Linked DNA regions of Homo sapiens: regions 1, 3 and 4 are each linked to region 2. A link is a contact called in ENCODE Hi-C or POLR2A ChIA-PET data. All regions are on one chromosome and are shown on one strand. The core of a region is the stretch at or near the end of the contact, and the rest is flanking DNA. Distances in the headings are between cores, read along the strand shown.

Region 1 (4,124 bases), core at 703-3,202, 400 kb after region 2:
CAGGCCATGGCAGTGGGGTGCTTGCTTACCCGAGCCTCCCTGTGCAACACAGGAAATCATTTTCCTTGGGAGGTGGCTGGGAATGTCTTACATTTTCCATTTCTCCCATTTAGTCTTCATTGAACATTTGACTAGATGGTTCTCTGGCATAAAATCTACACTTTCAGGCAAAATGAGAGTCTGAATGCTCAGAGTTGGATATCTGGTCAAAATGAATCTCCCAGAGCACCACATAAATGTTTTCTTTTTTTCCTGAGACGGAGTTTCACTCTTGTTGCTCAGGCTGGAGTACAATGGCGCGATCTCGGCTCACCGCAACCTCCCCTTCCCGGGTTCAAGCAATCTCCTGCCTCAGCCTCCCAAATAGCTGGGATTACAGGCAAGCACCACCACGTCCGGCTAATTTTGTATATTTAGTAGAGACGGGGTTTCACCATGTTGGTCAGGCTGGTCTCAAACTCCCAACCTCATGTGACTCGCCCGCCTCAGCCTCCCAAAGTGCTGGGATTACAGGTGTGAGCCACCACGCCCGGCCCACATAAACATTTTCTATTTTTGTTCTGGACCTTAAGTACTAAGTTAATAGTCTTACGAGAGGCAGATGCAGATGACTTCCAAGGAAAACCAAGGCCATTTTAGGCCAAGGCATGGCAGTGGAGACCTCCTGTGTTCATTTTGAGTAATAGCTACCAGTAAGAGCCTTTCCCCACCCTCTGACCTAGAGAAAATAGAAGGCATTATGTGGGAAAATGTTCTTTATGAACCAGGGTTATGAATGAAGTTCTTAGAAACTTCATTAATTCATTCTGTAAGTATATTTTGTTGATGCCTTTCCAAACATTTCTATTTTTTTTTTTTTTTTTTGAGACAGAGTCTCACTCCGCCCCGCCTCTACTAAAAATACAAAATACCTGTAGTCCCAGCTACTCGGGAGGCTGAGGCAGGAAAATCGCTTGAACCTGGGAGGCGGAGGTTGAAGCGAGCCAAGATCACACCACTGCACTCCAGCCTGGGCGACAGAGTGAGACTCCATCTCAAAAAAAGAAAAAAAAAAAGATCCCCCTGAGGAATGTTCCTGGGTTCCAGATACTCTTCCTTTCTGGACCTTGATTCTCAGGCCCGCAGCTCCATTGGAGGGTGTCCCCCATGCTGAGCCATCCTGGCCACCCTTGGAGAGTGGGGCCTCATCCACACCTCCAACCCTGCTCATTCAGTCTTTATAGTTCCTTCTTCCAGGAAACTAGGGGGTAACAAGTATTCTAAGGGCTGGGTCAGATAACTGACTGGCACCACCCAGTACTAGCCTTTTGTAAAAACACCTTACATTCTTTTCTTTTCTTTTTTGAGACAGGGTCTCACTTCATTGCCCAGGCTGGAGTGCAGTGGCTTGATCTTGCTCACTGCAGCCTCAGTCTCCCAGGCTCAAGTGATCCTCCTGCCTCAGCCTCCTGAGAAGGTGGAACTATAGGCATGCACCATTACACCAGGCTAATTTTTGTATTTTTTGTAGAGATGACATCTCGTTATGTTGCACACGCTGGTCTCAAACTCCTGGACTCAAGCAATCCTACCACCTCAGCCTCCCAAAATGTTGGGAGTACTGGTGTGAGCCACTGTGCCCAGCCTCACCCTACATTCTTTTTAGGCCACAAACCAGGAACTCAGGATGCAACAACCAGTCTACATATGGCAACTTGCCACTGCGGGGTGAGCTTTGCCTTCCCGGTCACTTCCCACAAAGGCTCCTTCTCCTCCATCTCCTTCCACAGGGCAGCTTCAAGCTCCAGTTCATCCCCATTATCTCCAGTTGAAAGAAGGAAGCAGAAAGAAACCCATATTTATTATCCACCGTGGATACTAGACTAGCTACTTTACATGTCTTAATCTTTACATACATTATATTATTGCACACTGGTTTTGATTTTACAGAAAATAAAACCAGTGAATGTCCACAATGTTTGCATAACTTGCAAGTGTTAACATGACTAGTGAGTAGCAACACTGGAATTCAAACCAAGATAAGTCTGAGGCCAAAGTCCAAGCTCTTTCTACCCTAGGCTGTCATGAACATGTTCCTTAGCCCCTCCTTTTGGCCACCTCTGGGAGCTCAGAATTGCTGGGCAGGCAATAAAAGGATGTGTTTGGGAAAGGGAAAAAGTAGAATTTGAGGACCATTTTTTCACCTATAAAATGGGAATAAAAATAAATTCCTATTTCAAGGAGTTCTTAAAAGGATTAAATAAAATAATCCAGGTAAAGAATTTAGTACTTTGATTGGAAAAGAAAAACAATGTATATTGGGAATTCTTCTCCCCCTCTATCACCTTTACCTTCTCTGCCCTCTCTGGACTCAGGTGCTCACACAATAAAAGCAGTAACACTAGGCCATTTGGAAAAGGAGAGAGCAGCCTGCTTGTAAAGAAAGGTGACCAACTTTGTATCCAGACAGGCTTGGCCTCAAAGGAACACAACCTAAAATCATAGGCTGACAGCAAATATATATATATATATTTTTGAGACAGAGTTTCGCTCTTGTCACCCAGCTGGAGTGCAATGGCACGATCTTGGCTCACTGCAACCTCCACCTCCCAAGTTCAGGAGATTCTCCTGCCTCAGCCTCCCAAGTAGCTGAGATTACAGGTGACTGCTACTATGCCTGGCTAATTATTGTATTTTTAGTAGAGACAGGGTTTCACCATGTTGGTCAGGCTGGTCTCAAACTCCCGACCTCATGTGATTCGCCTGCCTCAGCCTCCCAAAGTGCTAGGATTACAGGCATAAGCCACCGTACCTGGCCTTTTTATTTATTTTATTTTATTTATTGTATTTTATTTTTTGAGAGAGATTCTGTCACACTCTGTTGTCCAGGCTAGAGTGCAGTGGCACAATCTTGGCTCACTGCAGCCTCTGCCTCCCGGATTCAAGCGATTCTTGTGCCTCGGCCTCCCATGTAGCTGGGATCACAGGCATGTGCCACCATACCTGGCTAGTCATTTATTTTTTAATATGCAATGGAAAATATTTCTGACACACACAGACTGTATTAGTCCATTGTCTTTCTCTTTCTTTTCTTTTTCTTTTTTTGAGACGGAGTTTCACTCTTGTTGCCCAGGCTGGAGTGCAATGGCACAATCTTGGCTCACTGCAACCTCTGCCTCCCAGGTTCAAGAGATTCTCCTGCCTCAGCCTCCCAAGTAGCTGGGATTACAGGCACACGTCACCATGCCTGGCTAATTTAGTATTTTTAGTAGAGACAGGGGTTTCTCCATGTTGGTCAGGCTGGTCTGGAACTCCTGACCTCAGGTGATCCACCTGCCTTGGCCTTCCAAAGTGCTGGGATTACAGGCGTGAGCCACAGCGCCTGGCCAGTATTAGTCCATTTTCATACTGTTATAAAGAACTACTTGTAGCTGGATATTTCCACAAGGTGGCAGGAAGGAGAAATGCCAAGCGGAGGAGGAAGAGCCCCTTATAAAGCCATCCGATCTCGTGAGAACTCACTCACTATCACAAAAACAGCATGGGGAAACCACGCTCATGATCCAATTACCTCCACCTGGTCTCTTCCGAGACATGTGGGAATTACAGGGATTACAATTCAGATGAGATTTGGGTGGGGACAAAAAGCTTAACCATATCACAGACTAAAAACATAATCATCTCCCAGGCATTCTTCCTTAAGAAATTTACGGAGGCCGGGCTCACTGCAACCTCCACCTCCCGGGTTTAAGAGATTCTCCTGCCTCAGCTTCCCAAGTAACTGGGACTAGAGGTGCGTGCCACCACGCCTGGCTAATTTTTTTATGTTTTGTAGAGACAGAGTTTCACCATATTAGCCAGGATGGTCTCGATCTCCTGACCTCATGATCTGCCCACCTCAGCCTCCCAAAGTGCTGGGATTACAGGCATGAGCCACTGCGCCCGGCCGAATCATGTTTTTTTGTTGTTCATTAAATTAACTCTAATAAGGGCCCTGATGGGGGAAAAAAAAAAAAAAGTTAAGTAGCTTCAAGACTTACTCAAAGCACACACACTTCCTTTTATGTTCTTTTCAGTATTTGGCTTCTAGACACTAGTGTAAACACGGGAATAAATTCTGTAATGGTGTTTTATTCTCTGAGATG
Region 2 (4,302 bases), core at 1,024-3,523:
TTTTAATAACTACATTAATGAATAAATTAAAAAATTTAACCCAAGAAGCTGTAAAGAAGAATAGATTCTTGAGTAATTGTGAATTCATAGTCTTCATTCTAGTTATTTTATATATGTGAAAACTGAGTGATAAAACCTGCATTCAAGGCTTTAAATTTAGAACTAAAAAGGAAAGCTGCTGCCCAGAGGAAGGACTTACTATAGATAATTACTTTATAAGGTAGCCTCTATTCGATGTTCCAATTTCATATTTTTTAAAGCCAAATATAAAGTATGTATCACATCTAAGCCTCTTTGCAATTCTGTATAAAAATACTTTTTTAATTAAAATGCGGAGAGATGGTATACAAAGCAGACTGATCACATTTGTTTTTCTCTACTCCATTCCAGAACCTCCTTCTATAACAGCAAAACTATATAATGTATACAATTTTACGCCTTTATACAAAGTCAAGAGAACAGGGTAAAATCCTGCTTGCTGCACATAACGGAAGAAAAGTTAATACCAACGAATCCCTCCTCCAACTACCACAAAGACAAGAAGGATATGCCAATTCACCATAAACTACAATGATGGTGGAGAATAGGTCAGTTTCTCAGCATTGCAGCTTCAGCCCACAAGATTCCTGTATTTCCCCATATGGGACACTCAATGAGAGAGTGAGTGAATGAGAGAGAGGCACTAGATGACAAAACATTTACCCCTGGATTTTTGAGTCACCTTTTTACTTCAAATCCCAGATGACTCTAGCCAAATAAAAGGATAAATATTCTGTGTTGACCTATTTCCCTCAACCAGAGCCTGGGAAAGAATCTAAAATGGTAATTTGGAGGATGCCTCTTGCTGACAACCGAATGATCCTTTAAATTCAATCAGGTCTTTTAGTTATTAAACAATAACATTTGTTTATTATTATTGTTAAATTCACCACCAGAGGGAGCTCATCTTTTCCTGTCATCTAGAGACCAATAGACTACAAAGTAACGACTGTTCTCCTAATTTCAGTATTAAAATATATAATTTTTGCCTGGGATAAATGTTGGAATGTGTGTTTACATTGAGCTATTCTAGTTGTCTCAGAAAGCAGCAGAGAAACTTCAATCAACCACAAATTTGTTCTCCAATTTATTACCTCCTCACAACTTTCCCCAATGAAAAGAGAAAAATAAATCTACCTAGAGAATTACATTTTCCTCATGTACGCCTCTGGAATTTACCACACTTTTCTAATGAAGCATCACTTCAGAATTTTCTAGGCTCTCTGAGTCAAAGCACAGCAGAAGGATCTTTGGAGAAAAACGATTGGCTGCTTGATGTTTGCTAAGTCATTTGAAAGTCTAAGATATCTCAAATGGAAATCTCCATCTGTGGTGACATAAAATACATCTATATTTAATGTTAATAGTCACTAATATTAAGTGTAAATAAGCAGAGAGAAAGATCGTAGGACCCTTATTCACCAAATGGATGTAATCCATAACTAATTTTAAAAAATGAAGTCAATCTTTTGGTAGGGAAGTGAATGATCTCTGAAGGTAAACTAAAATCAAGTCCTAGAAGATGATATTTTAGTTTTCTTTTAGCATCTGCTTGTCAAAAGCAAGAATTTGATTTATTTAAGTCCTTTTTACTGCTAGTAGCAAATATATGCTTTTTAGGAAGCAGGACCATTTTTATATTTTTGAAACTCAGTGAGTCTGCTATACCTGTAAATATTTGAATACTATAAATGACTAGTGCTGAGGAGAAGGATATAGTGTTTCATTAAGTATTTGCTCCATTTTTAAAGAGCCCGTGACCATGGCAACCAGGTGCTGCCAACTGACCCCAATGGCAGCCACACTTGCTGCTTTATCTCAATTGCTACTGGGAGCACACAAGCTTTATAGATTTATTGAATCACATTAGATTATAGGCAATTTTTAAGTGGTTCAAAAGGAGAGGAATAGCTTGTTTTTAATCTAAAGAAGTAGAATTGTTATGCATGCATTATTTCCTGCAGGTAATATTCATACACAATTTAAGGATTTTAAGAAACAAACGAAAGAGATTTGTGGACGAATACGGCAGACAGATCATATGTGCTTATTCTTTGCTCCACCCCAGCACCTCTTTCAATACCAGTTAAAGGACATAAGGTAATAATTTTATGCCTGTCTACAAAGACAAGAGTGCAGGAGAAGAGAAGAGGGAAGGCCAGATTGTCAACAGAATTTTGGAAGTTGGAAAATAGATGGATGAGTCATAACTCATTTACAGAGCAGAAATGTTGAAACCAAACTGTCTGTTGGGGGTGGAGGAAATGACAATAACAAGCAAGCTGATTCATGCCATAGACCCTCAAAGGCACAGTGATAAGAGGGGTTAGAATCTTCTGAATAAGCCTAGGATGTGGAGCTGGGAACACAAGACCTAGTTGATTGAGCACTCACACCCCTAAATTTGCACCCCCAGACACTGAGTAAGGTAACTTTCCTGGAGAGGCAAGCTGAGGGAGCAGTGTATCATAGGGCTGAAAACAAGGGTAATGAGTGGAAATCTGGATACCAAAGAGCCAGGCAGTCAGCTTCCTGCCCCACCCAGCTCTCAAGCCCTGGACTGGATATTGGCTGATTCTTCTTGAGATATAGGCAAGACACTGCTTTCTTATTAATCTCATACTAGTATTAGACTTTTAAACTATATATACATATTTATCACTAAAAAATAATAATAAATTATTAATAGCAGGAAAAAACTGATTTGAATCAGTGCCCCAAGCCATAGAGATTACATATGTGGTATATAGTGAAAAATTTTAACGTGCATGTCGCTACTCAGTTATGCCAAGTGACAGCTTGTTGTTGGACTTATTCTGTTGCCTTGGAATTGGACATAGAGAGCCAAAGTGAGGCTTGAAATACTGAAAGTAACTGCATCCTAAAAAGAGCTGCAAAAAATGAAGATGAGACAACCTCTCCAGAGCTTATAAAGATGTAAACAGATACTGCTACCCCCAGCCACTATGTCCAATACCTATCTTCTTCCTCTCCAATCTCTTGATATGGTTTGGATCTATGTCCCTACCAAATCTCATGTTGACCTGTAATCCCCAGTCTTTGAGGTGGGGCCTAGTGGGAGGTGATTAGATCATGGGGGTGGACTTCTCATGAATGGTTTAGTACCATGCCTCCTTGGTAATGTATAGTGAGTGAGTTCTCACCAGATCTGGTTGTTTAAAAGTGTGTGACACCTCCTTCCACCATCTCTCTCTTCCTCCTTTCCAGCCATGTGAAGCGCTGGCTCCCTCTTTGCCTTCTGCCATGATTGCAAGTTTCCCGAAGCCTCCTCGGTAGCCAAGCAGATGCCAGCATCATGCTTCCTGTACATTCGGTGGAACTGTGAGCCAATTAAAGCTCTTTTTTAAATAAATTATCCAGTCTCAGGTATTTATGTATAGCAATGCAAGAACAAACTAATATGGAAAATTGGTACTGAGGAGTGGGGCATTATTATAATGATACCTGAAAATGTGGAAGCAGCTTTGAAACTGGATAATGGGCAGGCAGAGGTTGGAACGGTTTGGAGGGCTCAGAAGAAGACAGGAAGTTGAGGAAAAGTTTAGAACTTCCAAAAGACTTGTTGAATGGTTGTAACTAAAATGTTGATAGTGATATGGAGAGTGAAGTTGAGGCTGAGGAGGTCTCAGATGGAAATGAGGAACTTATTGGGAACTGGAGTAAAGGTCACTTTTGCTATGCTTTAGCAAAGAGTCTAGTTGCTGTCAGGCCTCTGAGCCCAAGCTAAGCCATCATAACCCCTGTGACCTGCACGTATACATCCAGATGGCCTGAAACAACTGAAGAACCACAAAAGAAGTGAAACAGCCAGTTCCTGCCTTAACTGATGACATTCCACCATTGTGATTTGTTCCTGCCCCACCCTAACTGATCAATGGACCTTGTGACATTCCTTCTCCTGGACAATGAGTCTCAGGAGCTCCCCACCAAGCACCTTGTGACCCCCGCCCCTGCCCGCAAGAGAAAACCACCTTTAACTGTAATTTTCCACTACCTACCCAAATCCTATAAAACTGGCCCACCCCACCTCCCTTTGCTGACTCCTTTTTCAGACTCAGTCCACCTGCACTCAGGTGATTAAAAAGCTTTATTGCTCACACAAAGCCTGTTTGGTGGTCTCTTCACATGGATGCACGTAAGAGTTGCATTATGCCCCTGCTCTAGGGATCTGTAGAACTTTAAACTTGAGAGTAATGATTAAGGGTTTTTGGCAGAAGAAATTTTAAGCAACAAAACATTCAG
Region 3 (4,342 bases), core at 402-2,901, 500 kb after region 2:
GCCTGGATCCTGGAACCAAGTCCTCCTCCTATTATGTGTTTATTGAATAAATAGACAAATGTATGAGCAGATTTTAAAAAACTGGTTAATTCCTAAGTTCCATGAAGGGCATTAGTAGAAGAAATCTTTTGAGGACCTACATTTTTTTAATCTGCAAATGATGCTCTCGTTGTTGTATGACTGAGAAACTCTCAACACAGAGACACCTCATTTTAACTTAACATGATTGTGCTACAACTGGCTTAGATTATTTTTCCTAATAAATGAAATTCTACAGAAATGACAGTTCCCTGCATTTTCTCCTAATCCATTTATTGGATTGATGTTCCATGAATTTTCAATACTTTACATACATTGAAACAAGAAGGTCAATCGTAACCTCCTTTCACCCCTTCTTGGAGAATTTCCTTCAACCAGAAATCCATCAGTTTGTTTTTTGGTGTGTGCTCAGCCCCTCTTTTGCTCTCTCCCTCCCCAAAGGGAACCCTTTTATAAGCTGAGATGAACCATTTAGATTCTCCCTTTTGAAATGGTCAAGCTGAGAAACCCAAATTGAGTTCTATGATCCTGGCACTGAAGATTCTCGGGCTAAGTCATAACATGCTTTGTGGTCTGTGTTTCAGAGAGATGAATGTAGGTGAGCTGTGTCTGGGGAAGGGAGGAAGGTACCAGGCCAATTACACTAACCACGGAAAGAGGTGAGGAGAGCCACCAGGTACCTGCAGTGGAAATAAATGGAAAAAGCACTTGGTGGAAACTGCACCGAAGAGGGGGTTTGTCGAAACAAAAACAATCAAAGACATAGGAGTTCAATCTGGGTGACTGCTGGGGACACAGATGCCTTTAACAAAGAGATCACAGAAAGCATTGCCCCTTTGAGGGTCTAGATGTTCAGCAGGCAACTCAAAACTGGGAATTCAAACAAGCCTCCCTTTGTGACTTAATATGTTCTTTTAAAAATTGTACTGTATTAACAGTTTGGTAGGAAAGCAATAGAATTACATTGTTAAAGAGTGTTAACATAAAGAAGGAAGAAACTGTAATTCCCCTATTACCGTTTTATGTTTTTTTCCAGTCATTTTCCGGATGTTTAAAAATATGTACTATTAGATTGCTTTTAAAGAAAAATTTTAATTTTGGATAAGCCAACATTTCTGAGTCTAGGGTTTCCAAAACTAAGGCTTTTGGAGGCGTGCTGGGTCAAAAATAGAAGCTCGGTAAATACTTGCTCAGTAGTGGCCTAGAACACTAAATATAAATTAAAAATGTTTTCTTTTTTTGAGGATTTAAATGTTTCCTTAACCTGAAAGCGAAACAGATTTTTGTTTGTTTTGCTGTAACGAGAGAGGAAGGAACAAGAGAGTGACAGGGTGAAGCAACTTCTCCCAGAAACTTTTGGGCGCAAACGCCCTCAAGTCCGGATCATTGGAAAGTAACTCGAAGAGAGGAGAGAACTAGCGCAAGCGTAGCCTCAAGGCGGCCGCAATCACCCCGCCCCGGGGCTGTCTCCGCCCCTGCCCTCTCTCAGTCGCCCCGCCCCGGGGGCTGTCTCCGCCCCAGCCTTCTCTTCGCGTTCCGCGTTCCGGGTTCCGGGGGAAGTGTGTTACGGGGACACTGGCCCGACTACTTTCGTTCCGTCTTCCATCGTTTTCTCTCGTGCAATGGCGTCCGGGCTGGTAAGATTGCTGCAGCAGGGACATCGCTGCCTCCTGGCTCCAGTCGCCCCCAAGCTGGTCCCTCCGGTTCGGGGAGTGAAGAAGGGATTCCGCGCCGCCTTCCGCTTCCAGAAGGAGTTAGAGCGGCAGCGCCTTCTGCGGTGCCCGCCGCCGCCCGTGCGCCGGTAGGAGCCACCTCGGGAAGAGGTCTCAGGGTGGCGGTCGCAGACACTGGGTCTTCTTCCCGCGGCGTCGTGTCTGCGGCTGATGCGCCCCTGGGTTAAGCCTTAGGAAGTTTGCGATGGAGACACCCGTGAGCTGTGGGCGCGGGGCCTGAGGCAAAAAAAATGGATTTGTGCCGCGGGCGGTAGAGCTTCGGGCTGTTCCCGACGTTTTGAAACTACCATTTAGGATTTTGGCTACTGAAAATTGGGAGAAATGGGGCTAACTGGAGGGTCTTCCTTATGTGGACTTGGATGTTGTAGTCCCCGTTTGTAATGCCTGAGAATTCCGATAAGCGGGAAGAAAGCAGCCCACAGCATCGTAAATTAAGGAGAAAAAAAATTAATCTACAACCTGAATTCTGCTGTCTAGAGTAAAAGGAAAAAAAGTTAGCTTTAGATTTTTGCCCTAATTAATGCTGTTCTGGTAACAGGTTTGGCAGAGAGAGACACAGGTTTTTATAGCTTCAAACCAGATCATACTTTACATAATTTAAATTCCTTCATCTTGCTTTTTCTCTTTAATAATGTGTGTTTGACATGTTGTCATGGTATTACAAAGATATGTACCTCACTCTTTTTTATGGCTCTGTATATATGGGCCTATGAGCTCCATATTATTGCCATTAAAACCTATGTAACAGCGCGTAAAGGGGACGCATGTGTAGTATGAAATTTTGAAAGCTATTAGTACTTTAACATTGCCCTCCAAAAAATGTTGATCCACTTTGTACTCCTACCAGTAGGAACGGTCTTCTAACAGAGAAGATTATAGCAAAAAATAAAATCTCTTCTTAATTCCCATTCCCTTGTTTATTATAAGATTAAGTATTTTAGGCTCTCAAAGGTGGAAGAAACTTTATGGGTTGGACAGATTATATAGGTGTATATGTTATATGTATATCTTACGACTTTCAACCTAGGTTTTCATACTTTGCTTCCCTTTGTTTCTTAAAGGGGTTTTATATTGTGTTACGTATAAGTAATCCAGAGATGACTTAAAGTATACAGGAGGATGTGCATAGGTTATATGCAGATACAGGTATACCTCATACATATTGTAGGGTTGGTTCTAGACCACGACAATAAAACGAGTCACATGACTTTTTTAGTTTCCCAGTGTATACCTAAGTTATGTTTATACTATTCTGTAGTTTATTAAGTGTACAGTAGTAGTGTCTAAAAAGCAATATATGTACCTTAATTTAAAATACTTTATTGCTAAAAAATGGTAACACAGAGACACAAAGTGAGCACATGCAGAATTGCTACAGACCTTCAGTTTGTAAAAATAAAATGCAATAAATCTGTGAAGCACAATAGACCGAAGTACAGTGAAACGAAGTGTGCCTGTACTACACCATTTATATGAGAGACTTGAGCATCCATGAATTTCAGTATCCAGGAGAGTCCTTGGAACCAATCCCCTACAGATATTGAGGGATGACTGCAAATATAACATACTAGTGTTTATGGCTTGAATCTGTGAAATTAACATTTATGCTTCATACTTAGGTATAAAACATAGTATCATGGTTAGAGCAGAAATAAGGAACCTAAAAGTTAGGCTAATGGCTTGGTCTTTTATATTGAAGAACCAATTTCATGTGACAATTGGATCAAAGGGAAAATTAATCCAGTCATATATGTAGAATATAGCAAAGGACTGCCAGTATTTATCTGACTTTAGTCTTAACATTTAGAATATCAACCTGGCATTAAAAAGAAATATAACCTTCTTTCATTTCCTTTATATAATTAATAACATTACAACACAGTGAACAATTTTTATATCACAGTAACAGGTTGTTCTCTTTACCATCTCTTACTGTCTTTACATTTTCAGTTCAGAGAAGCCGAACTGGGATTACCATGCAGAAATACAAGCTTTTGGACATCGGTTACAGGAAAACTTTTCCTTAGATCTTCTCAAAACTGCATTTGTTAATAGCTGCTATATTAAAAGTGAGGAGGCCAAACGCCAACAACTTGGGATAGAGAAAGAAGCTGTTCTTCTGAATCTTAAAAGTAATCAAGAACTATCCGAACAAGGGACATCTTTTTCACAGACTTGCCTTACACAGTTTCTTGAAGACGAGTACCCAGACATGCCCACTGAAGGCATAAAAAATCTTGTTGACTTTCTCACTGGTGAGGAAGTCGTGTGTCACGTGGCTAGAAACTTGGCTGTGGAGCAGTTAACACTGAGTGAAGAATTCCCAGTGCCCCCAGCTGTGTTACAGCAGACTTTCTTTGCAGTTATTGGAGCCCTGTTACAGAGCAGTGGACCTGAGAGGACTGCACTTTTCATCAGGGTACGTAACTATTAATTGGACATGCTTGAGATAGACAGAAGGGAAAATATTCTTTTGTAATTCACTTCTTTGATATATCACCTTGGAAGTGAATTTTTCTCCCAAGAAAAACTGAGAAAGACCTAAAGGTTTTTTATGGAAGGGCTGTAAT
Region 4 (4,064 bases), core at 374-2,873, 270 kb after region 2:
TTTCACAGAGTGTTTTATATTGATTTGCATCTTAGTCTGTTTGAGCTGCTATAATGAATACCATAGACTGGGTGGCTTCAACAACAAACATTTATTTCTCATCATTCTGCAGCCTGGCAAGTCTGAGATCAAGTTGCTGACAGATTTCGTGTCTGGTGAAAGCCCTCTTTCTGGTTGGCAAGTGGCTATCTTTTTGTTGTATCCTCACTTGACAGAGAAGGGGTTGGGAGGAAGGAGAGCACACTAATCTCTTTTTATAAAAAACACTAATCCCATCCTGGGGGCTCCATCCTCATGATCAACTCACTACCCGCCAGCGGTCCCACCTCCAACTACCATCACAGTGGAGGTTAGGGTTTCAATATATGAATTTGGGGTTGCATTCCATAACAATTTGCTTACAACATCTCAACAGTGGCTGAGCGTGGTGGCTCATGCCTGCAGTCCCAGCACTTTGGGAGGCCGAGGCGGGAGAATTATTTGAGCCCAGGAGTTTGAGACTGGCTTGGGCAACATAGTGACACTGTGCCTCAGAAAAGGAAAGAAAGAAAGAGAGAAAGAGAAAGGAAGGGAGAGAGAGAGAAAGAGAGAGAGGGAGAGAGAGGGAGGGGGGAGGGGAGGGGAGGGGAGGGGAGGGGAGGGGAGGGAAAATCTCAACAATGACCTTTTCCAGTCTGCCTTTCACATCAGGATTTCCAAGGACTTTCCCAGATTATGCAAAGGGCCATTTCACTGTTCACTGTGTTCGTTATTCAAACAGAGCTTCAGGTATGTCAGGGCACCCACGGGGTACCATCATCCAACAAAGCTCTGACATCCCTGTGCAAATAGTCAAATTTCAAATTTGTCCTTGGAAACTTTTTGGTTGTCACACAATTCAGCCCCCAGGTATTTGTCCTGGGGTCTCCCATGTAAGCTATTCTCTAATTTAGTAAGCCCCTGAGCAGTGTCATCGAATTCATTCTAAATCTTTCTCTTTTCAAGGAGCCTGGATAGCTAATTCACCAGCGAAACCTAAATTGTTTACGACCACCACAAATGGGCTATTTACCTCTGAAGTCCTGATGCAAGTCATATGTCTGGCTACTCCAGCACCTACTAATCACTCAGTTCTTTGAATTTTTATTGCATAAGAGTCCTTATCCCTCTTTTGGGCATTTTTGGATATATTAACTTTTCATTGCATCGTACAATTTGTTTTGCAGCTGTTGAGGGTGATAGATAAACTTACTTAATCACCATCTTAATTTTTGCTTTTGGTTTTTAACTCCGAGTACCCATCGCAATGCCCTAAACTAAAGGTTTACCCAGTAAGAGTTTATTAGGTTGAAATGAACTTACATTTTGGTAATTCTTGGAACTATAGTCTAATGGGATAAATTTAATGGTAGCATTTCAGACGTTATAGCAGATGAGCAGCAAAGATAATTTGAGATTACAAGGACTTTTGGAACCCCCAAACATAGCCACATATATGCTATTGATGTGGAATGCTGGCCCTAATTAGTTTGATGCTGGTCCTGCCCCAATTCAGGCCTCAGTGTAATATTATCACCCAAACTCACACAGGACTGTTCAGTAACAGGAAACCAATTATAAGGTACCAAATTAGAATGCGAGAAGGACTTGGCCTATGAACTCTTACACCAGCAGAGGGCACTTCCTTCTAGCATGCAAGTCGGCTAAGGAAAGCAAATTAGAATGAGAAGATGCCTGATGACTGCTGGATACGAGTTACACAGAGATATTTTCCAATAAGCTATGGAAAGCAAATGAATGGCCCTTTCCTTCTCTAGAAGGATAAATCTTTGCTCACTTGGAATTGGAATCCCAGTCCTTTGGGAAATGCTTAGAGTAAGCTGATAAATTCTTATTCTCTGACTCCCTTTCTAAAGTTTATATGAACCGGCCGGGCACGGTGGCTCACGCCTGTAATCCCAGCACTTTGGGAGGCCGAGGTGGGTGGATCACAAGGTCAGGAGTTCGAGACCAGCCTGGCCAAGATGGTGAAACCCCGTCTCTACTACAAATAAAAAATTAGCCGGGCGTGGTGGCAGGCGCCTGTAGTCCCAGCTACTCGGGAGGCTGAGGCAGGAGAATTCCTTGAACCTGGGAGGCGGAGGTTGCAGTGAGCCAAGATTGTGCCACTGCACTCTAGGCTGGGTGACAGAGCGAGACTTCATCTCAAAAAAAAAAAAAAAGTTTATATGAACCTACATCTTCTGAGTTCCACATTTTCATCTATTTCAAATCTCCTTGTCTTTCCCCATTGTCTTTAAGGGGACATCCCTGTACTGTTATTATTATCACTCATACTGAGACTCTGCCTGTTTTAATCCTGGGGAAAATTTCAATCAAGCGTTTGTCTGATAGCCTTTTAAGTCTTTCTGATATTCAACCCGGAGTCTCCCAAATTCGGGTGTACACCAAGAAAGTGAGGGATTTCTAGGAGTTCATGCTAAACAGATTCAAACTCCAGGCATCTACTGGGGGAAAAAAGGCGGTGTTATAAATAATTATTGTGGATCAGAAATAGACAGATTGTTCTTGGTTATTATAATACAGGGGATTATAATTTGGGTGCAGTAAATCCCCAGATGAAGCATGGGGTAAGTGTTGGAGGCATGCTGGCACTTCGATTTTAGTTCTGTGGAACTCAACTTGTGATGGTAGTAATAATAATCCCAATTACAAAAACTGAGGTACAGAGAAGTTAAATAACTTGAGTAATATCACAGCTTGTGATAAAGCTAAGATTTGAACTAAGTTCAGTCTGGCTCAGAAGTTTCTCTGCACTTCCCGCTGTTATCTTGGGCCCAAGTGTTGCTGCCTCTCAACTCCAGGAACCAGCAAACATATTTCCATGGACTAGCTGTTTGTTTTCGGTAGGTTTTTCATCTCTGTCAACAGTGGTTTTAAAGTAAAATAAGAAAAGTGAGAGTTATCTGCATGAAATATATCTTCAATTTTCTTGAATGTCTTTTCCTCTTGTGTATTTACTTCCTTATCCCATTCCTGAAATAAATCAAGTCAACTAAACTTTGCAACATAGTGTGTATAAGCTGATCTTCCTACCGCCTTGAATGAACTTTCATTTTCTGGCCCCACCATCTGTCCAACGTACTTCCCACTGTGCTTTCTCTCCTTCTTCTCTTCTCAGAGGTCTGAATGGCAATTCTTTAGGGCCCTCGTCTTAGTCCTGAAACTCCTCAGAGGCCGAGGCCACCCCTGGAAGGTTCCTGCTCCAAGTTTCTAGTTTCCAATAATCCCAACATCTTGCCTTTGTGTCCTAAAAGTGACAACTGCTTTATGCTGTCAATGCCTCTGTGATACATCAGGATTCCCTTTTAGCTATTTAAGTTCTCTATCCTGGGCCAGGCATGGTGGCTCATTCCTGTAGTTCCAGCAATTTGAGAGGTGAGATGAGAGGATTGCTTGAGGCTAGGAGTTCAAGACCAGCCTGGTCAACATAGCAAGACCTCATTTTTGCAAAAAAAATTTTTTTTTTCTTTTTGAGACAACGTCTCCAGCTCAGGCTTGAGCGCAGTGGCATGATCTTGGCTCACTGCAACCTCCGCCTCCTGGGTTCAAGCAATTCTCCTGCCTCAGCCTCCCCAGTAGCTGGGATTACAGGCGCCCACCACCACACCCGGCTAATTTTTGTATTTTTAGTAGAGACAGGGTTTCACCATGTTGGCCAGGCTGGTCTCGAACTCCTCTGACCTTAGGTGATCTGCCCACCTCAACCAAAATTTTTTTTTAATCCTTTATTCTGTTTAGCCAATTCTTTATATTAAATTCTGTTAAAATAACTGATATCTGTTTTTATGACAGGATCCTAACTATACAGTAATGGTTATAAGGAATTGGAATTCTCTGCCCTCCTCTGGCTCACATATGTCTTCCTAAGGCATCTGAAGTATGCGATATTCCCTGTTCATCTCAATCCAGTCAGCACAATGTCATCAATGCTGTGGACTAGCATGCTATTCTTTGGAATGTCAAAATAATCAAAATCGCTGCAGATACAATATGGCAGACAGTAAGAGAGCTGACATGGCCCT

Evidence for each region. Hi-C counts contacts between places; a loop is a spot of excess contacts on that map. ChIA-PET counts read pairs that join two places held with the same protein, here RNA polymerase II (POLR2A). Pooled maps may share reads with other maps.
Region 1: a map of endothelial cell of umbilical vein shows a loop between it and region 2 (7-fold over the local background). The contact joins two enhancer-like sites. A Hi-C loop is called at or near these places in 5 of 168 maps with a recorded cell type or tissue (Caco-2, IMR-90, OCI-LY7 and 2 more), 3 of 37 single-sample maps with no recorded cell type and 7 of 50 pooled maps. POLR2A ChIA-PET finds 5 or more read pairs at or near these places in 1 of 52 experiments (OCI-LY7).
Region 3: a map of CD14-positive monocyte shows a loop between it and region 2 (6-fold over the local background). The contact joins the promoter of MRPL44 here to the enhancer-like site in region 2. A Hi-C loop is called at or near these places in 2 of 168 maps with a recorded cell type or tissue (CD14-positive monocyte and PC-9) and 4 of 50 pooled maps.
Region 4: a map of ascending aorta shows a loop between it and region 2 (2.3-fold over the local background). The contact joins two enhancer-like sites. A Hi-C loop is called at or near these places in 2 of 168 maps with a recorded cell type or tissue (ascending aorta and chondrocyte) and 5 of 50 pooled maps. POLR2A ChIA-PET finds 5 or more read pairs at or near these places in 1 of 52 experiments (A673).

The regions. Positions count from the first base shown.
Region 1 is chr2:223,859,564-223,863,687 of GRCh38, forward strand. No RefSeq gene overlaps it. Among named protein-coding and RNA genes, the nearest start is that of AP1S3, 24 kb to the left of the region's middle. Within about 2 kb of position 1,953, at least 9 of the 41 ENCODE cell types and tissues checked have a DNase peak (open chromatin) inside an H3K27ac peak, as active enhancers do.
Region 2 is chr2:223,458,603-223,462,904 of GRCh38, forward strand. No RefSeq gene overlaps it. Among named protein-coding and RNA genes, the nearest start is that of SCG2, 140 kb to the right of the region's middle. Within about 2 kb of position 2,274, at least 5 of the 41 ENCODE cell types and tissues checked have a DNase peak (open chromatin) inside an H3K27ac peak, as active enhancers do; they include A673, CD14-positive monocyte and PC-9, where a contact is called at or near this core.
Region 3 is chr2:223,955,812-223,960,153 of GRCh38, forward strand. It overlaps MRPL44 (mitochondrial ribosomal protein L44), which reads left to right and starts at 1,652. Exons shown (of 4, transcript NM_022915.5): 1 at 1,652-1,840; 2 at 3,723-4,191. The coding sequence starts at 1,662. RefSeq lists a silencer at 1,427-1,496 and an enhancer at 1,567-1,736.
Region 4 is chr2:223,726,033-223,730,096 of GRCh38, forward strand. No RefSeq gene overlaps it. Among named protein-coding and RNA genes, the nearest start is that of AP1S3, 110 kb to the right of the region's middle. RefSeq lists enhancers at 1-462, 158-825. Within about 2 kb of position 1,624, at least 5 of the 41 ENCODE cell types and tissues checked have a DNase peak (open chromatin) inside an H3K27ac peak, as active enhancers do; they include A673, where a contact is called at or near this core.